Linked DNA regions of Homo sapiens: region 1 is linked to region 2. A link is an interaction called in ENCODE POLR2A ChIA-PET data of the cell type or tissue named here. Cell type or tissue: PC-9. All regions are shown on one strand. Each heading gives the region's core, and the rest is flanking DNA. Links, peaks and the distances in the headings are about the cores only.

The links. Peaks named below come from ENCODE experiments on the same cell type or tissue, not always from the same donor. Only the 100,000 strongest peaks of a DNase experiment are listed, where the experiment ranks them.
Region 1: POLR2A ChIA-PET joins it to region 2 with 9 read pairs; 3 of 35 experiments call an interaction of 5 or more read pairs at or near these places.

The regions. Positions count from the first base shown.
Region 1 is chr1:210,048,288-210,064,468 of GRCh38, reverse strand. The region is part of intron 4 of SYT14 (synaptotagmin 14); the gene reads right to left. Among named protein-coding and RNA genes, the nearest start is that of SYT14, 120 kb to the right of the region's middle. RefSeq lists an enhancer at 7,287-7,456. In PC-9, for the core only: no CTCF peak of the experiment used is centred there; no DNase peak of the experiment used is centred there.
Region 2 is chr1:210,362,938-210,378,976 of GRCh38, reverse strand. All of the region lies in intron 3 of HHAT (hedgehog acyltransferase), which reads right to left. LOC124904503 (a long non-coding RNA gene) reads left to right here and starts at 12,031. Exons shown (of 2, transcript XR_007066866.1): 1 at 12,031-12,190; 2 at 13,796-16,039. It also overlaps the pseudogene RNU5A-8P. RefSeq lists a silencer at 4,340-4,429 and enhancers at 4,105-5,016, 5,017-5,929. In PC-9, for the core only: no CTCF peak of the experiment used is centred there; a DNase peak (open chromatin) is centred at 11,966; H3K27ac peaks cover 910 bases.

The DNA of each region.
Region 1 (16,181 bases), core at 5,479-13,478, 310 kb after region 2:
GAAGATAGAATAGTGGTTACCAAGGACTAAGGGGTAGAGGAAATGAGTTATTTTTTAATAGGCAGAGTTTCTATTTGGGAAGATAAAAAAGTTCTGGAAATAGTTAATAGTGATGGTTGCATAACATTGTGAATGTGCTTAGTGTCAAAGACCTGCATACTTTAAAGATGGTAAATTTTATTTTACATATTTTACCAAAATTAAAAGAAATAAATAACAGATTTTTAAAAGGATGAAATTCTGATACATGCCATAACATGAATGAACTTTGAAAACTTTATGCTAAGTGAAATAAATCAGACACAAAAAGGCATATATTATGATTTAAGTTATATGCAGTCCCACTTATACAAGATAAATTGTATGCTGCGTATATATTTTACCACAGTGAAAAACTAAATAGAAAAAATTCACTAGTGTGGGATAACTAAAAGTCAGCTTTCAAATGATTTGGAAAAATGGATCGTGAAAATATGAAAGCATTGTCAGCTAGCCTTCTAAAGAGATTTATAAGAAACGGAAAGAGGGTGTTAAAAGGACTTTAAAAGATTAGAAGGCTGTTATATCTCAAGTTGATTTTTAAAAAAATACTAAAAAAAATTAAGATTAGAGGGAGGGTACTCTTCATATAGGGAAACCTAGGAGTGTTTAAGAATGGAAGAATGTGAATCATGGAGAAAAAAGAAGTCCATCACACAATAAAAAAGAATAAGTGATTACTAATAACCAATTCCAGCTGTGGCCAAATGAAGACAGCAGTTAAGGCATAAGAGAAGTATCTGGCCTCTAGAATACAACGTAGAAATGATGGATAAAAACATAAGAATATTTTGAAATGGAAAGGAAGGGCATCAAAAAACTTCACAACGGTAATTAAAATCTGCATTAAAAGTAATCAAGAAACACTCAACATAAACTCAATGTGATCTCATTCAAAATTGCACCAGAATTATTCTAAAAGTTCAGCTGAAAAAATTATTGAATAAGAATAACCATAAAAGATTTGACAAGGAATATGATGTTACAGCATTAGACACTGTCATAGAGAAATTAATTGGAACACAATAAAGTTCAGAAATAGATACAAGTCCAAAAAGGAATTTAATATAGGATAAAAGCAGTATTTCAAATCAGTGATTAATAAATTAGATTTTCCAGCAATAACATAGTGATAAATGGCAGCAATTTGGAAAAGAAGAATGCTAGATCTCCACTTCAGTTCTTGCAACAAAAATCAAAGCTAGCTCAAAGATTTACAGGTAAAAAAGATGAACCCATAAAAATACTAGAAGAAAACATGAACAAAATTTTCCAAATCTCAAAACAGGAAAGGTCTTTCTGAACGTGACATATAATCCAGAAGCTATAAATGAAAAAAACAAAAAATCTGAGATAATATAAAAATTTTGGGTCAACAAAATCACCATCAATGTTAAAAAAAAAAAAACTAGAAAAAATATTACATGCAACAAAGGCTAATATTCTTAATATTCATGAATTATGAATCAAGAAGAAAAATACCATCAACGCAAAAGAAAAACGGTCAAATTTACCAACATGCACAAATAAATATACATGCATACACACAGCATATATAATACAAGCACATAAACTATAAAAAACTAAAACATTTAATATTAAACTTTAAAACTAGAAATTATTTTCACAATTAAAGAACAATTAAAACGTTAGGAAAAATGTATAGTTGGAAATGTAAATTAAAATATAAGTGTCAAAGATACAGATTGTAGTTAGAATGAACTGTTTTCTACCAATTTGAAATGGGAGTGAAAGGTACAGGAATTCATGAGAATAGAATGTCAAATTTCATTTGTAAACTACAACGTTTAGTTGTACCCACTGCAATTCTAGAATTCAAAATGGACGTGTTGATGGCAAAGTGGTATAACAAGCATCAAATCTTCCTGCCTATTTATTGAAAAATATGTTAGAAACAGCATGGCTGAGCAATCAACTAATAATCTGTGAAAGGTAATCCTTATTCATTTGCACATTATTGTGCTTTTGTTTTCTAGTGTCAAAAGTTTGACAAATTAGAAAAAAAATCATTGACCCAGTATACTTATCAGACACTATCTTTTATATTTGTAGAATACAAAACAAGTTATTATATTTGCAGTCAACCATTTGCAGAGATCATCCCTGGATAGTTTTACACTGTAAGAATCAAATTTCCAAATATGCACTTGGTTATTAGTTCTATTTTTAACCTGCCACTCATATACTGTCGTGTACTTAAAATTCAGAACATGTTTACATTATCCATCCAGCAGGCTAATGCAACTGCACACCAGACAGTCATGCATAATTCAAATCAATATCCTCAGGCTTGGAAGTCTAAGTCAAAGCTGCCTTTAAAAAAGCTAGGGTGTTACTTTAACATGAATAAAGTATATCTAATTTTTCTTTTTATGTGACAAATTGATACTTTCTGCAATGGAATGCCAAAAATGCAAAGCCACTGTATAATAGATCTTTACACTATTGAAAAAAAGAGATAATTGAAAAAATAAGGCAACTACAGTAGTCTTAGAAAATTAACTCTAAATACTGAAAGAGACAAAGCTGAATAAGATTCAAATAGCAAAGCTCACAATATAACAATAGATTATATGAAGTTTAGCCAACAAACAACATGTACATAAAATTACAAAATCAAAGTTCTAAGTTATATTGTGAATTGAGAATACTTTTAATACTTAAATTCAGATTACTATTTTTGTATCAGTAAAGTTAGTTTCATTTAAATTCCTTAAGTATAAACCCCACTACTAAATTTCCATAACTAGTTACATGTCTAGAAGTGACCCTCATCTGTAAAAGCTCAAGTCTATCAAACTTAAATTGAGTTTTCTTAGTTAAGCATGTCAAGATACAGCATTGAATATCCATTATACCAGACTCTAGTTTATGTCACCTTTACTGTGGATATTTGCTTTTAAAAGAATAAGGAAAAAAAGATAACTGAACCTTAGTCTATAAACATCTATTTTTGAGGCTACTAAGAACATAAATGTTTACCAATAACTTGAAATGTAACACACAGTTGATTAGCCTCTGATTTAAAATTCGCATAGGCAAGAATAAACGCATATATTTTGATAATTTTTCTTCCCAGAAGCTTCAAATTTGACTCAACATTTAAAGAAACCCTCCAGATACGAACATCATTGCTCATGCAACCCAACTCAATTATGAAAATTTCGTATTAGTCCTATTCAGTATTACTGACATACCAAACATAATATCCTCTACAATGACAGGCCATTAATGTCAAGGTGTAGTAATATGAAGGATGAAATTAATGGGATAGAGAAAAAGGATTCAATGGTATCTGAGATAATGAAAAAAAAGATTAAATGGCAGGCCTTTGGGAAATACAATAAAGGCATGGAAGTCCTTTCAGTGAAGACAGAGAATCTAGTTCAGGTAAACAAAACATATCTTTTCAGTTTTCTTGCAAAGATAAAAAACTTAAATAACGATGACAGAGTAGATAAATCAAAGATGTCTTAATTGATTAAGCCCTGAATTTAATTAGGAGTTTATAGATAACGCTGTTGATCAAATCTATTCACCAAGTATTCTGTAAGAAAATAGCAGAAAAACATGTTTTATAGCAATTCAACTGCCAATTAAAGCTGGAGAAAATGATGCATAGAAATTTAACATCATAACAGCAACAGCAAATGGAAAATTGCCCTAAAAAAGGACATGTGATCTCACTCAGCAATAATAGCAGCATGGCCCATGGATTGAATATATATATTTTTTCCTTTCTATTAGAGGGCTGTTTCCCTTTAAATTTCCATATTTTTTGCCCACAAGTACAACCAATGAATATTTTAAACCTCTCTAAAGGTAAATAAGTAATTGGCTCAGAGTTTTCTTCCTTTACAAACCTACTTTGGAATATTTGTAATACAGCACCAAAGTTCAAAGCACACAGAATTCTCACGTTAATCCTGACATAGAGACAAATGATAAATTTTAGAAAAGTAGCTATATAAAAGAACTAAAAGAAAGATTACAGAATATAAACCGCATACCAGTTTATTTTTTGAAGTTAACTTTACATATTATGCTGGCAATTATAAAGGCAATAAAATGCAATTTTAGTAGCTCTACTTAGGAACATAGGAACTCAAAATGTGAGAAGTGGAATGGACCTTACCTTAGATCGCATTGCCTAACCTTAACATTTGTGCAAAAGGAAACGTGAGCCTGTGACATGCCTAAGGTAATAGTTTATACAAAGGGTAAGATTAGAAACCATGTCTGCTATTTACAAGTCTCCTGAGTACAGACCTATACAACCATACCCATTGGCTCTAACTACGTCTAAGTTATGCTTAAGAAAAAACAAATGAAGTTGCATATAATTCCAATGCTGAAACAGATGTAGCAAGGACCAATGCTAGACTAGAGCTGAGATGCAGATACCTCTCATACAATGGAATTAGATGGCACCCATATCCTTCAATTTCCCACTTCCCAGTTCCCACCCCATTTCCTCATTCTCCACCCACTGTAGATAAACTTGCATCCACTGATTTATATGGGAGGGTGAGATGCCTTCAGAGAAAGCATCTTAAACTAAGACTATATATAAACATGTCTTGCAAATTAGAGGGTGAAGTGAATGTAACAATCCAAATTTCTGAAAAGTGCAATGAGACTCTTAACACTCACAATAAGAAAAGGAGATATCTTTCACAGAAAGCCATATCAGGCTATCGGGCCTGAGGTCAGAGAAGAGTATGGACCCCTAGTGCAATGTGGTGGCTAATAAATTATTTTATCCTGCCAATTCTGGCAATGCATTCACACCCTGGGAAGAAAACATGCAGTGCATGAACTGAAAGAACAGCCTCTTTACATCCTAGGGCCCACAACTCTGACAGTAATTATTTCAGTTGCCATTATTTTGGAAATAATGTTAATGTAATCCTATTCATGTCTCTCTCTCTCTCTCTCTCTCTCTCTCTCTCTCTCTATATATATATATATATATATATATTCTTTCTTGTCATCATGCATATACAGGTATATATATAATTTATCTTACTCAGGTTGAGTAAGAGAATTTGTCAACTCTTAGCCATCAAATTAATTCCCAAATTAGTATGGGACTTTAGCATGGGAAATTCCCAGGAATTTTTTGCATGGGAAATTTTTATTCTAATCCTTATGTTTTAATTGTATGATAGTGAATTTCTCTCATCCTGCCCTTAATTTGATCCTAAGGCAGAGTTCATTCATTACCAGTCACTTTCTGTTAGTAAAGAATCTAGTAGAATTTAAAGCTAGTAGAATTTAAAACTCCATTCCCAGGTCTAACTTAATTTCCTCTCTATATCTAAGTTTCTAACTTGTAAAACAGAATTAATAATAGTTCATAGTTCACAGTGCTGTCAAAACATTAAATGAACTAATATAAGTAAAGGGCTTAAAACAGTGCCTGTTACATCGCAAGCACTATATATGTATTTGCTTTTGTTACTCCCTCCCTCTGATGCCAGCTAAGCTTCTGTTCATGGAACTTTTGAGTGGGAGACAAAGTGAGGTCTGCACTTTTAATCCTCTTTACTCCATCCAGCACCTTGAATGACTTCATTCGGGAACATTTTCCCCTCTCTTCCACCTCTAATTACTCTGATGTGTTGGGGTAAGGAACAGGAATAGCAGAAATTGCTGAGACTGCCTTACTGTTTGCATGCAGGTAGTAGAAAGGTACCCTAAACCTCACTCTAGCACTGGTTGGCTGTGGTAGCTTTTGCTGATATGGTGGTTTCTTCATAAATTACGCAGATAATTCATTTGGGTGATATTCAGCTTCATCTCAGCCTCTGCAGTCACGGAGGAACTACCAAGAGGAGGGCAGCCAAGTCTTCCCCTGTGGTCAGCAGTCCATACTCCTAATCCCCTAATTAGGTAACAAATTCCCTGGTTTGCTGGTTGCCTGATTAGCCCTATAACTCTTGCCTCCTCTATTTTCCATGCTCCTTCAAAGGGAGCCTCAAAAATATCTCCGTGTTCTTCACAAATCTCAAGTGCCCACTGAAAAAGACGATGAGGCAGAAGAGCTGTAACCACAGTACCTCCCAACTTCAAAACTCCAACTCTCTTTCTCCCCCTACCTCATCTCCTGCTTATTTGATATGGTGTGGGAGTGGGAGCACAGCAGTTAGACTGATATTTGGGAGCAATAAAACCAGTTTGGACTACCTCATAATAAATACGTAGGGAAGTCTCTGACCCAGAATGTCAATGGCTGTTAGCTCAAGATTTTAGATAGAGAGATGAATTACTATTACCTCTTTATTCCAGCTTTCGGTCCCTAGTCACCGATTCCAGAATAACAAAACCCTCAAGAAAAGTCCCATTAAACATCCTGATACAAACACAATTAATATAGGGACAAACAATCTTTCTTATACATCACTATAATCTGTGGTAGGTATAGACCTAAATGTACAACCTAATCAAATGCCTATGTAAGAACACACAGGGAGAGAAAGTTTATGTGTTCTGTATATTCTGAGAGATGGTCCTCCTTACCCCCAAATAGTCACAAGAAATCTGCATATGGAAGGAGTATTCTGTTGTCAGGCTATGGGGAAGTAGGAGTATAGCTAGCTGTCAAACATGAATGATTTATTACTCCATTTTGTGGCCATATCAAGATGAATGCAAAATGAAAGAGATCATAAGGAATGTTAAAGAATCAAACTCAAGAAACTCAAGAAGTCCAAATATATAAATCATTAACAAAATCAAAGGCTAATGGTAATAAGGGCAAGAGAGGTTTTAATTAGAAAAATCAAGTTCATAACTTTGTTCCAATTAAATAAAAAAATTATTGATTTATTAAATTTGCATCCAGCAAGCACTATGTGAGATACGGGGAACTCATACCAAAGTGAAGTGAAACAAGTTACTGTACATAACAAAAGAATATCCAAAGCAACCGAGGTCTATAGAAATTCTGAAAATAGAAAGATTAATCTGTGAGAGTGTTGGCAAGAAAACTTCATGGCAGGAGTTGGCCTTAACTTTGGCCTTGAAATGCAGTGCTAAATAGGTTGAAAGAGGGTTCAATGTTTCAAACTGGGGTACAATATTAACAAAGGTACAAAGTCAGCCATGATGCATGATGACCAAATTACCTCTGCAAAGAACTGGCCAACTAGAGAAGGTTTTAAACAATGGGAGAACAAGGAAAGGTTAATTTAGATATTTATACTACCTCATGTTTGGGTTTGTCTCCAATCTTGGGATTTCAATTATCAATATCAACTGGGGTCGGGCGTGGTGGCTCATGCCTGTAATCCCTGCACTTTGGGAGGCCGAGGAAGGCAGATCACTTGAGGTCAGGAGTTCCAGACCAACCTGGCCAACATGGCAAAACCCCATCTCTACTAAAAGAACAAAAATTAGCACAGTGTGGTGGTGTGCGCCTGTAATCCCAGCTACTCAGGAGGCTGAGGCAGGAGAATTGCTTGAGCCTGGGAGGTGGAGGTTGCAGTGAGACGAGACTGCAGCTACTACACTCCAGCCTGGGTGACAGAGCAAGACTGAGTCTCAAAAATAAATAAATAAATAAATAATAATAGTAACAACTGGAAGCTTTCAAAAAAACTTTTGTTGTTGTTGTTGTTTGATACGGAGTTTCGCTCTGTTGCCCAGGCTGGAGTGCAGTGGCGTGATTCTCCTGCCTCAGCCTCCTGAGTAGCTGGGACTACAGGCACATGCCACCACACCCGGCTAATTTTTTTTTTTTTTTTTGTATTTTTAGTAGAGACGGGGTTTCATCATGTTAGCCAGGATGGTTTCTATCTCCTGACCTCATGATCTGCCTGCCTTGGCCTCCCAAAGTGCTGGGATTACAGGCATGAGCCACTGTGCCCGGCCCCAAAAAAACTTTTTAGTTATAGAACCTTTTGTTCAAATAAAATCTAATCTATTTAAACTAATAAAAGAAGAAATAAGGAGCTCGAGCTCTGCCTCCTCATTCTGATTCCCTGACCCTCATTTTATCTTACTCCTAGAACAAACCCCTACCAAGGATCCACAGAACCCCTTAATGAAAAACATGTTTAAAACTTGTGGAATATTTTTTTGGTGGGGGGTGAGGTCTCAATTACCTTTTAGTTGGTTCAATTCTCATCTAGTTGCATGCCCTATAGATTCCTTCACCCACAGTTTCACTGAAAGCTCTTGAGAGACAACAGCTCCATAAGGATAAATGTTGGAAATATTTAGTTGAGTACAGCTTTTATAATACGATGTCATCAAATGTACTTTAAAGAACATAAACTTATAAAGGTAAGTTTCACATTGGGTGCTAATTTATATCAATTTTTAAAGTGAATATAAAATAAAGTTTGCCTCTAACTGTATAATTACAGAGTTTTAAATCTGAAATGAGGATTAGTCTTAGGCAAAATAGCATTTTTTAAAAATAGCATCAAAAATCTTATTTACATGATGTTTCTAAATGTTCTGTGAGAAGTAAAACACCTACTTAGAAGAGATTTCTAAATGGTTAAAGGTGAACTGGAGATGGTAACTGAGAACTCACTTTGACTTAAATTTTAGTTGATATATAACCAATAACTATAACAAATTAACTTTTTATATGGGAGACAATCCTTTTTTTTTTTTTAATTTCGAGTTCAGTGGAACAATCATAGCTCACTGTAGTCTTGAGCTCCTGGGCTTAAGTGATCCTCCTGCCTTAGCCTCCCAAGCACGCCACCATACCCAGCTAATTCTTTGTATTTTTTTTTTTGTAGAGATGCGGTTTCATTATGTTGACCAGGCTGGTCTCGAACTCCTGGCTTCAAGGAATCTTCCTGACTTAGCCTCCCAAAGTGTTGGGAATATAGGCATGAGCCACCGTGTCTGGCCAACAATTCTATTTTTAAGACATTCTAATAGGAAAAAAAACATATTTTGCCCTCTCAATCAATAAAACATCAATTAAAAGCTAGCTGTTCCCATTTTTTAGATAGTTTGAAGTTCATTAACTTTTACTTTTTTCAACAAATTATCAATGGGCATACCTATTTAATTTTATACATAAAGACTTTTCATAAATACAAATATGTTAATAGCTACCATTTATTCAGAACTATCATATCCCAAGACATGCAGTATTTCTAGTCCTCACACTAACTCTTTAGGGCAAGTATTTTTAGACAATTTACATTTAAGAAAAGACTCTGAAAAGTTTATTATATCACATAGATAATAATCACTGAAGACAGGATCAGAATTAAGTTTTTCCACAGCTTATTCATCTCTTGACTCATGTGAAAATCAGAATATGATGAGAAACAAGCCCTTTCACTCAACAGAGGTCCAGAAAGGCTCAGGAATTGAAGGCATTAGTACCTTAGAAGGTAGTGGGTAAGAAGTATGCTAAAACAAGAGTAGGCAGATGAAAGCTTGCCCAGTAAGCAATATCAACACTCCCACCCCAAACTGTGTCCTCTATAATAGGCACCCAAGAATCCAATTAAGGAACATCAGGCATAAGAGGAAACAGGGATAAGCACTCCCCCTCTGAAAACAGAGAATTAAGTGAAAATCTGATGAACAGTTAAATGCTCAGCTACCTTTTATTACTCAGTTCCAAGAGTGCTGCAGCCAAGCAGTATATCACACTTCTCAACAAAAGCAGGATAATGAGGATAATGGAGGATTATTCCGAAAAATTAAGGGGCCTAAGAGACAACAGTTATAAACACTGACATGTGGGAGTCTGAAATGAAATGGTCATATTCCTTCCCAATCAACTAGCAGTGAAGTCACTGATAACAAACTCAGTCCAGGCACACAGTTTCTAATCTACTTTTCTACGTATCACTGTTACATATGACAATCTCTACATATGTGAGAAAACCTCCAATATAAAAGACAAGAGACTTAAAAAAAAGAAAATGTAATATAAGAACAAGAAAAAGGCTTAAGATGGAAGAAAAGAATATCCTTAGTGATGAAAAGATATTACAATCATAAAATAGGAACAATTACTTAAAGTAAGAAACCATCAGAGACTGAGAAGCAACTCGATATTTTAAAATGTGATAGCAGAAAGTTACAGTATGGGAGGAAACTAGGCTTTTCAATATCAAATGAATAATCTTGCCAGAAACAAAGGAGAAAATGGAAGGAACTATGAAATAAATGATTCAATTTTTTTTTACATCTTAAGAGATGAATATTCAAACTGAAAGTGTCCACCAAATACCTGGCATCAACAATGAAAGTTGTACCCCAGGTACAATGTTACAAAATTTCCCAACACAGGAAGAATAATAATTAAAACTTGCAGAGAAAATAAAATATCTAAAAATAAATGAGAACCAAAATAGCAACACTATTAGTGAGAAGACAATAGAGCAATGACTTCAAAATTCTATAGGAAAATGATTTCCAAACTGACATTCTATACCTGGCCAAACCATTAATCAATTACAAGTTAGAATAAAGAGATTTTCAAATGTGCAGCATCTCAAAAAGCTCACTTGCTATACACTATTTCTCTGGAAGCTACTGGAAGATAGGCTTTATACCAAAATGAGAAAGTAAAAAAACAAACAAAAAAGACTGTTGAGTTTGTAATATACTTACATACATAAATTAATAGAAAATTAAAGGTGCTGTGATGATAAGACCAGAGTTAGGATAACAGTTAACGGCTCTAGATTTCAATGAGATTGGTACCAGAAGTTGAACATGTAAGCACTCAAACTATAGACACAATCCACAAAATTACCTAATGAATGCTAGGAATTGTTACATTTACCTATTTGACAAGCTACCTATTACTGTTCAACTAAACCAAACAATTTTCCTGCCTCAACAGTTAACTCATCTTCCTGCCTCTCATTTCCACCAGCTCCAATCCATTCTTCATAGACTTAATAGGGTTATCTTCCTAAAGCAAAAGTCAGGTCATGTAAAGCTTTTAGTTTAAAATCTTCTAATGGCCTTCACTGCCTAAAAAGCAGTCCTAATTGCTTGGCCCATCAGTTAAGACCCTAAATGATCTATACCAATTTAACTTTTCAGTCTTATATTTTACCACTACTATTACTTCAGCACACAAACCACCTGTTGCTTCTCAACTTGGCAGAAAGACGTTAATCTTCTCTTAAACAGCTCTTTTTCTATCTCTGTGCATAGCATAGCAGGCATTCAAAAATAAAATTACAGTGGCATAAATTAGTGATTCACTGTAATAAAAAACCAAAGGAGATTCTACTACAATATAATTCTACCTTCTATGCATGAACATAAAAAGTTAAATTAAAATGTTGATCTATATTGATATTGTATGGATACAATTATTTCCATGTTCTGGTGTAATTTGCCCTTCTTTGATCTGGGCTTTGTCCTTATGTACAAATAAAGGAAAGAAAATTTGTAGTCATGTAGGATATTGTATAAAATTGTAATACTAGTAGTAGTCATAAGAAAATGTAGAGAATATGGCAGAATGATCTTGGCATTTAATATCACATCTAAAATTTAAAGGTAACATTAAAGGTGAATTAAATTTTAATAAAAGGAAAATAAGCTTATAATGGGTATATGGAACTATTTTTTATTTAAAAAATTTAAACACCTCAATAATTTCCTGTTAGCAACTTATTAAATGGACTCCTAAGCATTTATAATGTTTTCTGCCTGTCAACTCTTTAATATTTAATAAATTGCTTTAGAATGCCGTTGTTTCTGTGCTTGGAGAGCTTTTTTTTTTTTTTTTTTTGGTGAGATGTAGTTTCGCTCTTGCTGCCCAGGCTGGAGTGCAGTGGCGTGATCTCAGTTCACTGCAATCTCCGGCTCTGGGTTCACGTGATTCTCCTGCGTCAGCCTCCTGAGTAGCTGGGATTATTGGCGCCCGCCACCATACCCAGCTAATTTTTCTATTTTTAGTAGAGACGGGGTTTCACCACGCTGGCCAGGCTTGTCTCAAACTCCTGACCTCAGATGATCCGCCCGCCTCGGCCTCCCAGGGTGCTGGGATTACAGGCGTGAACCACTGCGCCAGGTCTGGAGAGTGGCGGGGACCTGTAGTTCCAGCTACTCCAGAGGCTGAGGCAAGAGAATGGCGTGAACCCGGGAGGCGGAGCTTGCAGTGAGCCGAGATCGCGCCACTGCACTCCAGCCTGGGCGACAGAGCAAGACTCTGTATCAGAAAAAAAAAACCCTAAAATTTGCTCCAAACACTTTGTCATGGGGGAAAAAACTCAAACAGCCAGAATATACTGAAAATTCTATAATTAGAATCCAAATAAATTGCTCTTAAAGAGTAACTTAACCAAGAGCTCAAAAAGAATTTAACAAGTTATTGTTAACAATTCGACAACAGTGTGTTCCTGATTGACTTCAGTTCAGGATACAAATCAAGAAATTTGACTATACATATGCAAAAAAGGGTCCAAAAGTTAACATAAGTAGCAGACAAGAAATCCAACAATCTTCTAAAAACAATTAAGATTTTGTTAGCAGTCTCAATCATATTAAATGTAAAGGAGAGAAAGTAACACAGATATGAGGCTAATTATGCTTTCAAAGAATCTGATATTAATATCCTATAAAAAGTGGTCTGAAAGGTAGGTATTTCTCATGAACGTGGGATACTGGCTGAATATAAGTTAGGAGCTTATTCAGAAGTATAACCTGCAGATGTAAAAAAGAAGGAAGGAGATTTCTGTGAATTCATATGGAGTGGTTTCCAAAATAAGTAACAAAAGAAAAATGCAAAAGAAAAAATACATATACACACATACACACATATGTAGTATTCTATGTGAAGGGAAAATAACAAGACACACATAATTATTTTTTCAAAACAAAACACAGGAATGATAAGCCAGAAACTAAAAAAAGTGGTTATCTACACAGGTGAGTGGGAATGAAGCAGAAGAAATAAAAAAGAAATGGGATTTATCTGAGTATATGTTTTTATTTAGCTTTTAATTTAGACTAATGTTTTACATATTCAAAAACAAATTGAAAAACTCAACATCGAATGAAATAAAAAGTGTGAAGTGAACTATATTCATAGCAAACAGATAACCACAAAAAAGAATTAATGCAAATAACTTTTGAACACAGTATACTGTACAACCTTATTGGATATATTCTGAGGACAAACATTACGCAACCAAAATTCTTGAATTTTATGTAATAGATTTATTATTGGTACTGGCATTTAAGTAGCAATACCTAAACTATTTTATATGTATCGTAGGACTGAGCAAATTAATACATACATGAATTTTGCTAGGAACCACAGTTCTATGGGTGAAGAGAGATACAAATACAGAAAAGAGAAATAAGAGGAAGAACTCTGGTACTGGATTGAATGCGTGGTATCAAAATAAACTGTTCACTAAAAGAGCCTAGATGAAATGATACCCAGCAGTAACAAGCACACCTAGATCTTCATTTCTAAATGTCCTTCCTCACAAAAGGATTAAAAGGAAGAAAGGACTCAAGACCTGATTGGGACTGATATGGTTTGGCTGTGTCTCCATCCAAATCTCATCTTGAATGGTAACTCCCACAATTCCTGTGTGTCATGGGAGGAACTCAATGGAAAGGGATTGAATTATATGGGAGTGGGTCTTTCCTGCACTGTTCTCATGATAGTGAGTGAGTCTCACAAGATCTGGTGGTTTTAGAAGGGGAGTTTCCCTGTACAAGCTCTCTTCTCTTGTCTGCCACCATGTGAGACGTGCCTTTCACCTTCTGCCATGATTGTGAGGCCTCCCAAACGATGTGATACTGTACGTCCAATAAACCTCTTTCTTTTGTAAACTGTCCAGTCTCAGGTATGTCTTTATCAGTGGTGTAAAAACGGACTAATGCAGTAAATTGCTACCAGTTAGAGTGGGGTCCTGCTGAAAAGATAACCAAAAATGTGGAAGCAACTTTAGAACTGGGTAACAGGCAAAGGTTGGAATAGTTTGGAGGGCTCAGAAGACGACAGAAAAATGTGGGAAAGTTTGGAACTTCCTATAGACTTGTTGAATGGCTTTGCCCAAAATGCTGATAGTGATATGGACAATAAGATCCAGGCTGAGGTGGTCTCCAGTGATGAGGAACTTGTTGAGAACCAGAGCAAAGGTGACTCTTGTTATGTTTTAGCAAAGAGACTGGCGGCATCTTGCCCCTGCCCCAGAGATTTGTGGAAATTTGAACTTGAGAGAGATGATTTAGGGTATCTGGCGGAAGAAATTTCTAAGCAGAAAAGCATTCAAGACGTGACTTTGTGCTGTTAAAGGCAGTTTTAAAAGGGAAACAGAGCATAAAAGTTTGGAAAATTTGCAGCCTGACAATGTGACAGAAAAGAAAATCCCATTTTCTGAGGTGAAATTCAAACCAGCTGTAGAAATTTGCATGAGTAATGAGGAACCAAACGTTAAAACTCAAGACAATGGGGAAAATGTCTCCAGGGCATGTCAGAGGTCTTCACCGCAGCCCCTACCATCACAGTCCAGAAGGCCAAGGAAGAAAAAGTGGTTTTGTGGGCCAGGCCCAGGGTCTCTGTGCTGTCTGCAGCCTAGGGACTCAATACCCTGCATCACAGCTGCTCCATCCGTGGCTGAAAGGGGCCACCACAGAGCTCGGGCCGTGGCTTCAGAGGGTGCAAGCCACAACCCCTGGCAGCTTCCACGTGGTGTTGAGCCTGTGAGTACACGGAAGTCAAGAACTGGTGTTTGGGCAGGAACAGAAAACCAAACACCACATGTTCTCACTCATAAGTGGGAGTTGAACAATGAGAACATATGGGCACAGGGAGGGGAACATCACACACTGGGGCCTGTCAGCAGGGTGGGGTGTAAGGGGAGGGATAGCATTAGGAGAAATACCTAACGTAGATGACAAGTTGATGGACACAGCAAACCATCATGGCACATGTATACCTATGTAACAAACCTGCATGTCCTGCACATGTATCCCAGGACTTAAAGTATAATTTAAAAAAAAAAAGAAAAAAAATCAAAATCCACATAAAAGATTAAAAAAAAAAAAAGAATTGGTGTTTGAGAACCTCCGCCTAGATTTCAGAAGATGTATGGAAATACCTGGATGTTCAGGCAGAAGTTTGCTGCAGAGGTGGGGCTCTCATGGAGATCCTCTGCTAGGGCAGGGCAGAAGGAAAATGTGGGGTCGAAGCACCCACACAGAGTCCCTACTGGGGCACTGCCTAGTGGAGCTGTGAGAAAAGGGCCACTGTCCTCCAGACCCCAGAATGGGAGATCCACCAATGGCTTGCACAGTGTGCCTGGAAAAGCCGCAGACACTCAACACCATCCTGTGAAAGCAGCCAGGAAGGAGGCTGTACCCTGCAGAGCCACAGGGGCGGAGATGCCCAAAACCACAGGAACCCACCCCTTGCATCAGCATGACCCAGATGCGAGACATGGAGTCAAAGGAGATAATTTCGGAGCTTTAAGATTTGACTGCCCTGCTGGATTATAAACTTGCATGGGGCCTGTAGCCCCTTTGTTTTGGTGAATTTCTCCCATTTGGAAAAGCTGTATTTACCTAATGCCTGTACCCCCATTGTATCTAGGAAGTAACTAACTTGCTTTTGATTTTACTGCGTCATAGGCAGAGGGGACTTGACTTGTGTCAGATGAGATGCTGGACTGTGGACTTCCGAGTTAATGCTGAAATAAGACAAGACTCTGGGGGACCGTTGGGAAAGCATGATTGGTTTTCAAATGTGAGGGTATGAGATTTGGGAGGGGCCAGGGGCGAAATGACGTGGTTTGGCTATGTCCCAACCCAAATCTCATCTTGAATTTTAACTCTCACAAGTTCCATGTGACATGGGAGGCACTCGATGGGAGGTGACTGAATTATGGGGGTGCATCTTTCCTGCGCTGTTCTTGTGATAGTGACTGAGTCTCACTCATGAGATCTGATGGTTTTAAAAGGGGGACTTTCCCGCAGCAGCTCTCTTGTCTTGTCTGCCACCATGTAAGATGTGCCTTTCACCTTCTGCCATGATTATGAGGCCTCCCCAGTGATGTGGAACTGTAAGTCCAATAAACCTTTCTTTTGTAAATTGCCCAGTCTTGGGTATGTCTTTATCAGTGGTGTGAAAATGGACTAATACAGGGACACAT
Region 2 (16,039 bases), core at 8,040-16,039:
CAATAGATTCTGCTGTCTGCAATGGAACCATGACTAACATACTACGGAAGAAATGTCTCCTCTGATTGGAATCCAGCTCCAGCTTTATAACAAAAGCATTATGAAAACAGTTCACTTTGAAGAACACTAGTCTGAAATAAGTCTATTCAATGGAGGAAAATGAAATGGAAGAAAACACCAGCTAGGTCAACCCAATGAATGCTCAAGAACTAGGTAATGATGGCAGTGACTGTTTGTTAGAATACAGTCACAAATGCATTTATGTATTTCAAAACCAAAAGATATGTAATGTTCTCTATACAAAAAAAAAAGATAAATGTTTCAGGTGATGGATATCCCAATTACTTTTATTTAATCATTACACACTGTATAGAGGTATCAAAGTATCACATGTACTCCAAAAATTTATACAACTATTGTATATCAATTTTTAAAGAAAAACAAGGAAATGACCTACCTTACCAACCAGTTTATATTTTTCATTATTATACCTCTTTTTCCTTCAGAGAAAACAGTATAGAGCTGAATATATTTACTATTTTCCTTATCCTTATATCTAGCAAGTTGTAAAAATAAAATACTACAGAAATACTATACATGTTTCTGTACCTATTTCCTAAATAGCATTATTTGCTTATTGTTTACTTTGAGACCATATATAATTTCTAATTACACTGAGTAAGACTTATCCAAGATCAGGGAAAACCTTTATAAGGTTCTTGAAATCATAAATGTTTCCCTGCACATTCAAAGGCAGCAAACTGACCTTAATGGCCCGTAAATCTCCAGACAAGAAACACAAAAGGAGACTAATTTTGTAAGAATTCTGCACAAAAGAGGCACTGCTCTCCGAATGAACTCAGGCTAATGATTCATTGAGCAATTATTGGAAGAGTTTTCTTTTTCCTTCAACAGCTGCTTTTCTATTTCTAAAAGAATTTGAACTAAATCATTTTACTGCTTACAATTTCCAGAGACAACACTCTCTCTCAATCAATACTTTCTTAAAGATAAAATGCTTCCACTAATAAAACCTTTTTTTCTGTAAATAACAAAGTCCCTACTGAAACATCTTCACCCTCCTGCATAGGTGAAGTTGCTTGCAAGGGCAGGGATGCTGCCAACAGGACAGGCACAGGCTGCCCTGTTCTACTGTGTACCATTCCCAGCCTCTTCATTGCCCCTCGCCACAGAAGCCAGGCAAATTGGTCCAGTGTAAAATGGTAAAGGGGAGGTGTTTTGTGGGAGAAGAAAAGAGAAAGCCTCTTAAGAGGGTTTAATTACATCAAGAGGACCTAATTAACATGGGTAAGTTATTTTGCGTATCTTCAGCCCAACTGCCAACCTAAACTCAGTAACATCCTCTGGTCACAACTCTACCTACTGACCTGTTTCTCAGAAGTCACTTTGGATTATGCAGGAGAGCAAGACTGCAGAGTCTATTCGGTTTAACTTGAATAGATTCTGTCTCCCTGCTCTGTCTATGCCATATTCCCACCTTTCCTTTCCTCCTAAAGCCAGCAAAGAAGGAATCAAATGCTTAAAAAGAAATATTAAGTTTCAGGGTGAAGTTGAAGGCACAAAACTGTATTATTTTCCCCACATCTCTCAAATTGGAAAAACACTATTTTCTACACAGCATATGGAAAAAAGAGCTATAAACAATGAAAAAAGGTGATAAACAAATTGGAGATGATGAAAAAAATGTAATAGAATGAGATGACTAGAGAACAAATTACACAGAATCATGATTCCTCAGCTTCAAACTATGCTAATAAATCACACATACCATTAGTGTCACTTTCCCAGAATATCAAAAAGACAAAGTGAGTCACAATAACGTGGAAGGAAAAAAGATCCCCAGCCTGTTGGGGGCCACAGCCCCTAAAATGATCCTCACACTCAAAGAACTTACTTTATACTTAGGAAGTCTTCACATATGCAAGAAAGCTGATTTGTACAGAACATCTCTGCAGTGGGCAGACATAGCAAACTGGAACTCCACATGGAGTCCCAAAATGTTGGAGGCCCCCAGGGCAGAAGGCCAATTAAAGAAAGTGTGATCTCAGAGAGAAAAAGGGAGAACTAACATTTTTGCCATCTATCTAGGGGAAGAAGAAGGGAACCCTCCATAATCCCAGCTACCACCTTTCTACTTTACACACTGCCTGAAAGACCAGGGAAACAGGTGAGCAGAACTATGCTGGAGTTCTCCCATACATCTTTACATCTGTCCCCTTTGCCCATTAGCTGCCCAAGCTGTCCAAGAGACACCTCCCCACCCAGCGCACCCCTGAACCCACCAGCCGTCACAGGCAGCCCAGGGGCCTGGGAGACTGGGAATAGAGACAGAGAAGAACGAGACCAAGGCTCACCACATCCTCAGGGCACACTGCCCCATCCTTCCCCCACAGTCCATTACTTCCACCATCTTTCTTCAGAAATCTATTTGCGTATTAATAAAATAACTCATTTATGATGCCTAAGACTTACTTTAAAACACAAGCTACAACACAGAGACGTCTGCTTTCAGACAAGATATAGTACACACATTTATCCCTATCCCTCCACTAACGACAGCTAAAACCCTTGGATGTAACATATAAAACGAATGTAAGGGGATTGTGAATGGTGAAAAGAGCAGACTGGCTAGAGAGCTCAGGGCCTAAGGAACGACAATAAGCAAAACAAAATTAAGTATTAAGTAAATGTTGATATAAATATTAACATTTACATTAATGCATTATACTTAATATATAACTTACTAGATGGGCTTAATAGCAAAAGTAGATTACATAAGAAAGAATTATTGAGCCAGGCGTGGTGGCTCATGCCTGTAATCCCAGAACTTTGGGAGGCCGAGGCAGGTGGATCACTTGAGGCCAGGAGTTCCAGACCAGCCTGGCCGATATGGCAAAACCCCCTATCTAGTAAAAATACAAAAAAAAAAAAAAAAAAAAAATTAGCTGTGCATGGTGGCACATGCCTGTAATCCCAGCTTCTTGGGAGGGTTAGAAGAATCATTTGAACCCGGGAGGCAGAGATTGCAGTGAGCCAAGATTGTGCCACTGCACTCCAGCCTGGATGACAGAGTGAGATTTTTTTTTTTTTTTAATTATTGAACCTAAGGATAGGTCAATAAAAATCACCCAATCTGAACAAGAGAGAGAAAACTGACTGAAAAAATACAGCCTCAGAGACCCTTGATATAAGAACAAAAGATCTGACATTGGTGTCATTAAATTTTCCAGAAGGAAAGAAGAAAAAATATGAGGTTAAAAATACGTTCAAAGAAATAATGGCAAAAAAAAAAGATCTCCAAATTTGGCAAAAAGCATAAACCTACAAATTCAAGAAGCTGAATAAACCCCAATCAAATTAAATACAGCAATTAAAAGACAGAGCTTGGCAGAATGGATTGCTAGAAAAAAGACCCAACTCTGGACTGTCCACAGGAATTCACTTTAAATATAATGAAATGGGGAGGTGGAAAGTTAAAAGATGAAAAAGGATATGGCATACATACATGAATCAAAAGAAAGTGGGAGTGGCTCTACCAATGGCAGATAAAGTAGACTTCAGAGAAAGAAAATCACCAGGGTCAAAAAGGGTCATTGCAGAATGATAAAAATATCTTCTCACCAATAAGATATAAGAATCCTAAATGTGTGTGTGTATATACACATACACACATACATATATATTTAAAAGCATTGTGGTTTTTCAGGGATTAGAGATGAAGAGGAGGAGGGTGAGTATGGCCATCAAAGAGGCAGCACAGAGTAGCTCTTCAAGGTTCTGTATCTTTGTCATGTTGGTGTTTACATGAATCTACACATGTGATAAAACCACATATAACTATATACATATACACAAGTAAGTGCTTGCAAAACAGGTGAAATCTGATTAAAGTCTGTGGGTTGTACTAATGTCAAGTTCCTGGGTTTGAGTTCACTATGGAAGATTCCCCACTGGGGAGCTAACCATCAGGTTCTCCTGTTAGCAACAACAGACACCAGGAACTGCTGGGGGGTGGCAGGGAGGACTGGTAAGGCCTGAAAAACTAACTACTGGGTACTGTGCTCAGTACCTGGGTGACAAGATCATTCATACCCTCAACCTCAGCGTCACACAATATACCCAGGTAATAAACTTGCACATGTACCCCTGGAATCTAAAATTAAAAGTAAGGGATTAAAAAAAAAAAAAAAAAGATTCCCCACTGGGGAAGCTCGGTAGAGGTACACAAGGCCTCTCTGTACTACTGCTGCAACTTCCTGTAAATGTGTAATTGTTTCAAAATAAGATGATGCTAAAGATAACAAATCGTACTCCAAGTCCCATTATACAAAAAGGGCTAAAACGAGTTTCCATGGTTAACCCAGGATGGGATTTAGAACTCAGCTAGCATGGCCTCTACTTCGCCCCCTAGTGGTAGCACCAAAGGCACCCGGTGAATAACAAGGTGTGGAATCTCAAGGTGATGACTCAACATCTCATTTGCATACCCATAGTACCCTGCACATAGTAAATTATTTAAAGCTTAAAAGAATATTTCTTTTGACTCAACATTTCTAACTATGGGAAGATTAAAGAATTCTTTTTGTGCAAACTGTAGGCAGTAATTCTTTTTGTGCGAACTGTAGGCACCATCGGCGTACTAGGAGTTGCGGTTACTGCAACAATGAGTTGAACTAATTTGTAGCATTACACTGGTTTCTCTTCAGATCGAATAAATCTTTCGCCTTTTACTAAAGATTTCCGTGGAGAGAAACAAATCAGTTATAAGCTAATTTTTTGTAAGCCTTGCCCTGGGGAGGCAGATCATGTTTTATAAAAAAAGACTTAAAGAGGAAAACATTATGGTGCAACTTTAGGCTTAAGTGATTCATTGTCACTGTTTGTTTAAACATTGTGTAACAGAACTTGCAAAGACAGTTAACTCTTGTTTTCCATGTCAAAGGTCTGAATACTTGCATGATAAAAGTCTGTGTAACTTTCCCTGGTGACATCTGACTTGCTAATTAGCAACATTAACATTGGAGACACAGACTGGCTTAGACAATTTGGAGACTCCCCCTTAAGTGATGGCCTTTAAGATCCTAAACTCAGCCACATAGTTGGGAGAATTTCTGGTTGCCTGTCTGCAAAAAAGCCCCAAATCCATCCTTCTCTAGATAACATTCTATTATCTATCTACCTAGTAACAAATTCAATGCAAGGTGGTGATGCAAGCTCCTTAAAGGACTCCATCAATTCCACTGATCAGCTTGGTGTAAACTGGTTTCCACTGCTTGCCTAGTAAGTGTTTAATAAACGTACACATGCCAGATAGAATTTGACCTGAGCTTTGCTTTCATTAAACCTGGGAGCAAAATCATGATGGAATAACAAACCTTCATCCATCTCGAACTTTTCGGCAGCTATTGTCATCCCTGAAAGTAGCATCAGTCAGTTCCCCACACAAAGACACCCCACTTTACATCTTCTCCCACGTGCCCCTGTGATCTCGCTCTTACCTTGCTGCTGCTGCTTAATTTCTTTTTAACAAAGGCTTATCAACTGTCATGTCATGATTTTAAAAGGTAATAACCTTTTTAAGAATGCTGACAGGCACCACTTTTAGGAAATGTACTGAGAGAAGGAAATGTTTTCCCTCCTTCCCACTTCCCCATACCTCCCCCCAAATTTCAGATCCCGCCACTATTCAACCTGCCCTAGGCTGGAATAATCCCGTCCCCCTTTCTCTCTGAGTCTTGTTATGGCACTTATATAAGTCTGAATCATGTTACAGCACTTCCATGTTTGTGTGTAAATTAACTTTAATCCACCTCTAAGGACAGTTCTTAACATTGAAAGTATCCAAATGAGGAGTCCACAAAGAGTGAGTTAGCATTTGAAGGATTCTAATCAGAAATCTACTCCCAGACATGACTACAATTCAAATAATTCCAACATGGTACCTAAAGCTGCACCTGAAAGTTTACTAGCATAAGGAATGTTAGAAATAAATATTTTAGTAATGAAAAGCATGGTGCTCAATATGTGATGGATTAAAATTTTTCTCAGGCTCTGATACCCTTGTAATAATGAAGCATGTATGTAAGAATCCCTTGAGGCCAGGTACAGTGGCTCACGCCTGTAATCCCAACACTTTGGGAGGCTGAGCCAGAAGGATCACAAAAAAAAAAAAAAACACCTCCCTTGAGCCCAGCACCCAAAGCACTGAAAGTCTAACACTCTCTTGGTCTGTGTCCTTTGCTTTAATAAGGCTCTATCCTCTAATCAGACTAGAAGGGTAACTGCTTCAGCCAGCAGAATAGAATTGCACCAGCCTCAGAAGGAACTTCCGTGCAAGATGCTTGTTGGAGTACCTAAAGACAGACAATAGAGGCTTCACAAGCTTTCAGGAACAAGTTCAATGATGGTTTTGTACTTCCCTACCTAATGAATGTTTGTACTTGTAGGAGAATTCAGTTAGACACCTTCACTGTTTAACATACCACTTGGTGGCAAGGTTGTGGGAGAGAAGACATTTAACTCCTGTCCATCTCCAAGTGACAGAAGTTACCAAGAGTAAAACCAAAGAACTTTATTTTTGTTAAACAACAAAATAGGCTTGGGTCAGTTCAAAACATAGTACTTCTATTCAAGACTCAGCTCCAATCCACCTATTCCAGAGAGTCTTCTCTGATCATTCCAAGGCTAGAAACTCTCCCAGCAATTTTTGGCTACACCGACTAGGGACAATCATACATATGGAAAACACTTTGTTAAATGGCATGCCAGGGCCAGCTTTCAGGCAGGACCCACGAGCAGGGCCAATTGTCCTGGCTGTGTACAGCTCTGGCCCTTGTTAAATACTTCACACATCAGCCATATTAAAGCTAGGGGTGTCCTCCTGGAATTCTCAAATAGAGTATAAACTTGTTGAGTAGAGAAATAATGCCTCTTAATTCCTTAACCCACAGCATTATCACAACCCAGATCAGAAAGCAGGCAGTAAGCACTGACTTGTAAGCTGACTGGTTTGTGACTGAGAAATTTCTCACCATTCTCAACAGTGGGAATGTCTTCATCTTTGCATCGAACTCCCTCAAACATTAGTAGACTCTTGATAATGTTTGCTGAATTGAGGTGAATATGCCCACTGGGGTTGGGGACTTCTTATAAAGGAACATTGATCTCTTGGCAACGTTTGCTTTGTTTCATGTGTGTAAACTCTGGTGAGTTTACAGAGGTTAGGCCTTAACTCATTTTCATTAAGCCGCAGCCCCTCAAAGATTATTCCAGCATGTCTGTCATCTCTCTGCTTCCCTCCATCTGATGGGAGCAGATTAATAAGTGATTTGGCTGTGTGCGTGAATGTTCAGCCTGTCTTACCAGAAAACTGGATTTTATACAGTTTTTCCCCTTCCCAGAGAGGCTTGCTTAGCAGAGACAGATTCCTGTGTTCCATGCCAGCCCCTCCAAAGAATGTGGGTTGAAGAGTCTCCAAAATGTCAGGGGCAAGAAACCCATGGATTAGGCCAGGCAGGGTGGCTCACACCTGTAATCCCAGCACTTTGGGAGGCCAAGGCAGGTGGATCACTTGAGGACAGGAGTTTGAGGCCAGCCTAGCCAGCATGTTGAAAACCTGTCTCTACTAAAAATACAAAAAGTTAGCCAAGTATGATGGCACATGCCTGTAGGCCCTGCTTGGGAGGCTGAGGCACGAGAATCGCTTGAACTTGGGAGGCAGAGGTTACAGTGAACCATGGTTGTGCCACTGCACTCTAACACAGGCAATAGAGTGAGACTCTGTCTCAAAAAAATAAATAAGAAAAAAAAGAAACCCATGATTGGTGATGGAAGGTCAGGTTTGCTTCCTTCTTGTGAACACAAAGAATGCCGGCTCTTTACCCATCAGTACATGACCTTTTGTCTAGTCTCATCCATGCTAGATTTTCTTCCTGACATGTAAATTTGCGGACAGGTAGGAAAAATGTAAGATGTTAGTGATTTCCTGGTGAGAACAGGAATAGGAATTGTAGCTCTCTGCCTAACGTAAAAATAGGATCTGCAGCCAGGTGTGGTGGTTCATGCCTGTAATCCCAGCACTTTGGGAGGCCAAGGCTGGTGGATCACGAGGTCAGGAGATCAAGACCATCCTAACTAATGCGGTGAAACCCCGTCTCTACTACAAATACAAAAACTTAGCTGGGCATGGTGGCACATGCCTGTAGTCCCAGCTACTCGGGAGGCTGAGGCAAGAGAATCGCTTGAACCCGGGAGGCGGAGGTTGCAGTGAGCCAAGATCATGTCACTGCACTCCAGCCTGGGTGACAGAGTGAGACTCCGTCTCCAAAAAAAAAAAAAAAAAAAAATAGCATCTGCAATGTGAATGGATAAACATCAAATTTGCTTATTAATTTTTAGCCACCAGGTACCCTGCTCTGTTCTCTCTCTCTTCTATCTAGTAGTTCATGGGAAATATTATTTGTTTCATTAAAAAGGTCCTTAAAGGCCAGATGCAGTGGCTCACACCTGTAATCCCAGCAATTTGAGAGGCCAAGATGGGTGGATCATGAGGTCAGGAGTTCAAGACCAGCCTGGCCAACATAGTGAAACTCCATCTCTACTAAAAATACAAAAATTAGCCAGGCATGGTGATGGGCACCTGTAATCCCAGGTACTTGGGAGGCTGAGGCAGGAGAATCGCTTGAACCCAGGAGGCAGAGGTTGCAGTGAGCCAAGATCATGCACTGCACTCCAGCCTGGGTGACACAGTGAGACTCTGCATTCAGGAAAAAAAAAAAAAAAAAAAAAAAAAAGTCATTGAAGAAGCTAGGAGAAAATAAGGTGAAGGTAGAATCAAGGGTTTAGCTCTGCAAAACTAACAGATCAAGAGTGTGTGTGTGTATATGTGTATGCAGAGAGAGAAGAGAAAGAAGAGAGAGACAGGGCAAGGCAGGAAAATCAGTCAGAGGGCTCCAGAAAGAGTCCACAGAACAAATGGCACCTGAAACCCTTCAATGACTGACCACTGCCTTCTGGATAAAGTCCAGACTCCGCATATGGCACTTCATGGCCTTTACGATCTATCCCCTCCCTGTCTTGAGTCATTTGCCCTCCTCACAACTCAACCTTCTAGCCAAGCCAAATTTATTTCACTCAAATCCAGGTCGTCAGGCATGCTATACCCTTCACCTACCTTTCCCGTCTCCCAGCCATCACCTCCCTTCAGTCCCTGCCGCTGGGGTTCTCTGCACCCTCTGTCTCTACAAGCCCCAGTGGCTGTTGCACCACCAGCTCACTGTCACATCATCACCTTCCCCCAAACTTCAGAGCCCACTTAGGACAGAGACTGAGCCTGGAATGTCACAGCATCCCTGGCACGTGGCCTGGAAGCTGCTTACACAGCAGGTGTGCATTTAACTCATGTGTTAAATGAGTCAAAATGGAATGTTGTTTTCCTGAAGTATTAAAATGCAGAGGCATTTATAAATAAGCCAAATCTTAAAAATCTTCATGGGCAAAGCATGAGTAGCTAAGAACTGTGTCTTTATAGAAGTACCTCTTTATCTATGTTCATAGTCATTCGTATTCAAGCTCCCGTCTGCCTCTGTCTCTTCTTCCTAAGCCTCCTCACAGGCAATGGAAAGTCCTCTCTGATTTTACTTCTGAAAGAACAGCTTATTTAGAGGTCTGCCCCAATTTCAGAAACCTGTCATGGGAAAATGTGTCCTCAGGAAAGAACAGAATTGATTACTTGTAACACTCTTCATAATGCATTAGGATTTTGAGAGCTCCTTTCAACAGCAGTCCCCCTCTACATGTAAATGTCTCTCTGTAGAACGTTACCTCCTTGCTACAGAGGGAGAATCAGCAATTCTTTTTTTTTTTCTTTCTTTTTTTTGAGACAGAGTTTCACTCTTGTTGCCCAGGCTGGAGTGCAATGGCGCAGGCTTGGCTCACTGCAACCTCCGCCTCCCGGGTTCAAGCGATTCTCCTGCCTCAGCCTCCCAAGTAGTTGGGATTATAGGCACCCGCCACCACATCCAGCTAATTTTTGTATTTTTAGTAGAGACGGAGTTTCACCATGTTGGCCAGACTGGTCGTGGACTCCTGACCTCAGGTGATCCGCCCACCTCGGCCTCCCAAAGTGCTGGGATTACAGGCGTGAGCCACTGTGCCCGACCAAGAATCAGTAATTCTTAATGCTAAAGGAAGGAATTATTCATCCATGGAAGAAAAAAGTAACAATAACCACAGTAACAGGTATTGTGTATCTATTCTGTACTAAGTACAAGCATGCTGGGTGTTTTCTGTCCATCACCTCTTTCTCCATAACCTTGTATTCCCATGTTGCAGGTAATAAAACTGAGGCTAAAAGGAGGTAAATGAGGCCAGGCACAGTGGCTCATGCCTGTAATCCCAGCACTTTGGAAGGCTGAGATAGGTGGATCACTTGAGGCCAGGAGTTCAAGACCAGCCTGGCCGACATGGCGAAACGCATCTCTACTAAAAATACAAAATCTAGCTGAGTGTGGTGGCACACGCCTGCAACCCCAGCTACTCAGGAGGCTGAGGCAAGAGAATCACTTGAACCTGGGAGGCAGAGGTTATGGTGAGCCAAGATCATGCCACTGTACTTCAGCCTGTCTCAAAAAAATACATACATTTTTTTAAAAAGGAGGCAAATTATTTTCTCAGATGTAGCAAAGCCAAATTTGAACTTAAGCCCATCCAACTCCAAACCTGTGCTCTTTCCATTATGCCAAGAATCTATGATCTTGAATCCTAAATAAAAGGAAAAAAATGAATGACAATATACCTGACATAGAACTTCATTTGTATCAGTTTGGTTCAGATGCTACTGTCTAGAAACATGTTTACTTCATCGAGCACGCAATGTGGGCACTGAAATATTTCCCCTATCTCCCTGGCATCACTAGAGAGAAGACCAGCAAGAAGAAAGAAAAAGGGACTGGCAAATACAACGACAGATCACCCCAGAACCCAGCAAGGCTGGGTTCACCCCATTCTAGCACAGCACACTGGAGCCTGCAGGGGGTGGGGGGTGGGGGAGGGGCTTTTACCCTGACAGCCTGGAAGAGCAAACATTACAAAAAAAGGATGCAAAAACCAAAGCATATGGAGTCTGAACAGCCCTTGACAGCCGCACCTACGCAAGCACCCACACCACTTCTGTTGTCTTGGCAAGTGCAATCAGCATTACCCTCAAAGAAATGACAAAGATCAAAAGCATTCTTGATTGGGGCTGTAATCCTCCAAACCTGAACATCATCAAAAACTGGAGGACTACAGTCAGGTCCAGCTCCCTTTCACTGCCCTAAGTGAAGCTTCACTTTGACTCACCATTTCCCTAATACATTCTTCCCTTTTCTAACCATAGCAACACCACTGGAACAGCATCTCCTCTACTGATGATCTTGCCAAATCCTACTCATTCTCTGGAGCTCAGGTGAAGGTCAGCCCCCTTCTCCCAGAAGCAGTTTGTGATTTTTTGTGCCCAGAATGGTGTCTCCCTACTCTGACTCTACACACTGTCCCACTTAGCCCACTTACCTACATGGCTATCTAGAGGCACGTAGGACCAATGTATTTCTCACCTCCATGCTGCAACCTGGCCCTTCACTCTTTCCTGCAGTTAAATTCAATAAAATACTCACTGACTCTGCTCCAGGCATTGAAGATACAGAAATGATTAAATCCCAGCCCTGCTTTTGTGGGACCCACAATCTAAGTCAGAAAGGACAACATCAAATAAAATTCTACAAATAAATTTGTCATAATAGGGTACACGATTTCACCCAAAAGAGTGCTATCCTATCACCCTGTTTACTGCCTTCATGTCATTTAGCTCAATCTGTGGCCATTGTTCATTTGTTTGCGGTCAGCCTGTCCCTAGTAGGAGAAACTAGCATAGGAATGTTGTCTGTCTGGCTCACCACTGTCCCCAGCGCTCCATATGGACTTGAGCACAGAGACACTCTCATTGAAAGCTGTATTTGTGGAAGGAAGTAAAGAGAGAGGCAGGGAAGTGTCAGGAACTATGAGCACCAAGCTCAGCTTGAGCTTCAGGCAATGCTTCGTGACAGGGAGCCAGCTATGATCTGAAGTCTGAGTAAGGGCCGGACAGGGAAGGCGTGAGCCCCAATCCAGAAGAGGAACAGGATGAGTAAAGGTAAGAATGGCAAATCGGCATGACCAAGGGAGTGGTCATTTAAGAGCCCTTAAATATTGCTATAGACCAGCTGCTCTTAAAAGGGGATGATTTTTGCCTCCTGGGGGCATTTGGCAATGCATGGAGACTTTTTAAATTGTTTCTTGTTTTTGATTTTATTTTTAGAGACAAGGTCTCACTCTGACACCCAGGCTGGAGTGCAGAGTGCAGTGGCACGATCTCTGCTCACTACAACCTCCACCTCCCGGGTTCAAGCAATTCTTGTGTCTCAGTCCCTGGAGTAGCTGGGATTACAGGCACACACCTGGCTGTAATTTTTGTATTTTTAGTAGACATGGAGTTTCATCATGTTGGCCAGGCTACTCCTGACCTCAATGATCGCTGGTCTTAGCCTTCCCAAGTGCTGGGATTACAGGAGTGAGCCACCACACCCAGCCCACTTTTTAAAATTGTTAAGGCTTAGGGCAGGAAATGCTGCTAGCATCTACTAGGTAGAGTCCAGGGACTCTGATAAGCATTGTACAACGTCCAGAGCAGCTCACCACAACAGCCATCTAATCTAGAATGTCAGTAGTGGCCAGGCAGCATAGCTCACACCTGTAACCCCAGTGCTTTGGAAGGCTGAGGCTAGGAGTTCAAGACCAGCCTGGGTAATATAGTGAGACCCCATCTCTACAAAATATTAAAAATCAGCCAGGTATGGTGGTGCATGTCTGTAGTCCCAGCTACTCAAGAGGCTGAGGCAGAAGGATCGTTTGAGCCTAGGAGTTCAAGTCTCCAGTGAGCTATGATTACAACCACTGTACTCCAGCCTGGGTGACAGAGCAGGATCACATCTCTTCAAAAAAAAAAATTTTTTTTAATAAAATGTGGCCAGGCATGGTGGCTCATGATTCTAATGCCAGCACTTTGAGAGGCTGAGGCAGGTGGATCACTTGAGGTCAGGAGTTTGAGACCAGCCTAGCCAACGTGGTGAAACCCCATCTCTATTAAAAATACAAAAATTGGCCAGGCGTGGTGGTGTGTGCCTATAATCCCAGCTACTCAAGAGACTGAGGCAAGAGAATTGTTTGAACCTGAGAGATGGAGGTTGCAGTGAGCCAAGATTGTGCCACTGCACTCCAGCCTGGGTTACAGAGCGAGACCCTATCTCAACAAAATAAAATGTCAGCCAGGCATGGTGGCCCACACCTGTAATCCCAGTATTTTGGGAGGCCAATGCAGGTGGATCACCTGAGGTTGGGAGTTTGAGACCAGCATGGCTAATATGGCGAAACCCCATCTCTACTAAAAATAAAAAAAATTAGCTGGATGTGGTTGCAGGTGCCTGTAATCCTAGCTACTCAGGAAGCTGATGTGGGAGAATCACTGGAACCCAGGAGGCAGAGGTTGCAGTGAGCCAAGATCACACCACTGCACTCCAGCCTGGGCAACAGAGGGAGACTCCGTCTCAAAAAAAAAAAAAAAAAAAAAAAAACTGTCAGCAGTACTGAGGTTTACCAACCCAGCTGCAGACTAACATTCAAGGGATGGGCTGGTCAGAAAACTAAGCTTTCTTCTAAAGGTCATGATTTCTAGTCACATCTAATATCTTCTTTTGATTAGAATTTGGACCAAAATAGCATGTGCTTGCCACTTCCTACAGCCTCTGAGAAAAGAAATATTCAGCAAGGAGTATCTTGATCCTAAGGACCCATATCAATGTCCTTCCTCTGCCGGATATTCACCAGGACCCATTTCCTCCGTAAATTCTAGGGCTCCAAACCACCCACCCCACATGCAAGGTGATGAGAAGTAGAGAGATGAGAAGATGAGAGGTGCTCAGAGCACTGGTAGATGAATGGATAGTCAGACAGAGGGATGGACAGATTTGTCAGGATGGCAAAAGACGGAATCCTTGGAGCTCCCAGAGTGTGTGTGTCTGTGCCACGTGGACTTTTCTGTGAAGGCAGAATTGGCCTGAGCAACAACACTCCCGACCCCAGACCTGTTATGAGAGCTGTTGTGGAGAGCACTGAGAAGGGGTCATCTCTGCAGGACTCTGGAGCCTCTGCAGGGAGTCAAGCAGCTGGGCTTGACCCAGTGAAGTGACAAGAGCTGGGAAGTCAGTGAAGACAAGGCCGCTTTGTCTGGAAGTAGCAACGCATGGCTGGGCTGAGCCTGCCCTTGATCATGAAATCTGTGGCAGCTCCAAAACTTGTTGGGGCCTGACCCTGTGTTCACTTTCTCACGCTGCCTCACCATTGTTCCTCTGCAGCTAAAAGTCTTTCAAATGTGTCTGCTTATTTTTGCCTTGGCAAATAATTCTATATTTCCAATATTATCTAAAATGCTTGAATTTTAACTCTAAAAGGAAAAAAAAATCATCTTTTTTTCTGCTGTAAGACATCCGCTAGTGTTACATTCGTAAAGAGTAGATCTGAGACACTCAGAAAGGCTACCTCCTATTTCATCTCAAATTCCACTTTGTGACAAAGCTTCCCAGATTTCCTCATCTCTGAAGTGGGCACAATACTACCCACATTACATTCTTATTAACAATCCTAAAAAGGGCTTATTTAAATAAGAAACATCTAGAAATGGATGCCATGGATGAAAATTCAATTTACATCTAAGTTTTCATGGAAGCATCTGGTGGGTAGAGCGACAAAAGCCAAGAATGGCACCCCATGCAGGGCAGGATGCTCTTCTCAGTTACAGAAAAACATGGGCCTTGTATCTTACATATGGCTCTGTACAGAGCTGGGAGAAAGGAACAGGCTACCCTAGCAAATCAAAATGGAAATTGAGCTACATTTGTTACAATTCAAGCAAGATCTGCAACTTTCAATAGAAAAATATTAGTACAGGCAGTACCCAACTTGGAAATGAACTGTCTTGCAAAAGTTCATTTGCAAGCAGAGTGTTCAGAACCTGGAATGCAAGGTGTCTTTTATGTCCCAAGCCAGCCCACAAAAGGCTGATTGAATCTGTAATCTATTTGGTATATTACATAAAGTAAAAATAGAAAACAAAACAAAACAAACTGCTCTGATAACATTTTAAAAACATATAAAAATACTTAGAAAACAAATATACAGCCAATAATTAGCCTTGACCCGAAGCCCCCACCATGACCTGGGCCCTGGACCCCCTACAGTCCAAGTCATAGCTGAAATGGGGTCCTGAGAAACTGAATGGAGAAGAATGAGAAGAACCCCAGCCTAAAAGGGACAGGGGTTCTGGTGGGAGAAAAAAGTAGTCAGGCATCTCTCAACTGGAAGAGAAGGGTCTGGTACCTACCCAGAATATATACTCTAGCACAGAAGTGCTACTGGTCACATCTAGAAAGACATGGGTATGTGAAAGAACAGTGGCCACTCTGCCTGCTACCAAAGTAGACAAAATGAGCTGCTGCTGAAGACAAGCGAGCCAGCCACCTGGCACCGCCCTACCAGAGGGACGAGGGATGTGAATTCCCAGCATGCTCTGCAGCAGCATGGACAGCCAGGGACACTCAGAGGCCAGAAGGAAGATGTTCCTGCAGCTGCCGGCAGTTGGTATAGGAGCGTCCAGGGGCCGCATGTGATTCTGATGGATCTGGCTAGGTCAAGTAGGAAGTTTCTGAGCTTTACAAAAGTGAAAACTGTCCTAACTGATAAGGTTAGTCACATTTCTGGTATCTTCAGAAGAGTACAGGGGACAAGAACATAGAGACCCTGGGAACGCCTTCCCCAACACAGCACACTCACACCTTTACGGCAAAAAGGGTGCTTCATTCCAGATTGCTGCTGAATCTGATACCTGGATCGACTCCAAATACAAATGTGATGTGAAATATTGAAATCAGGTTTGAAAACTGAGATTTAT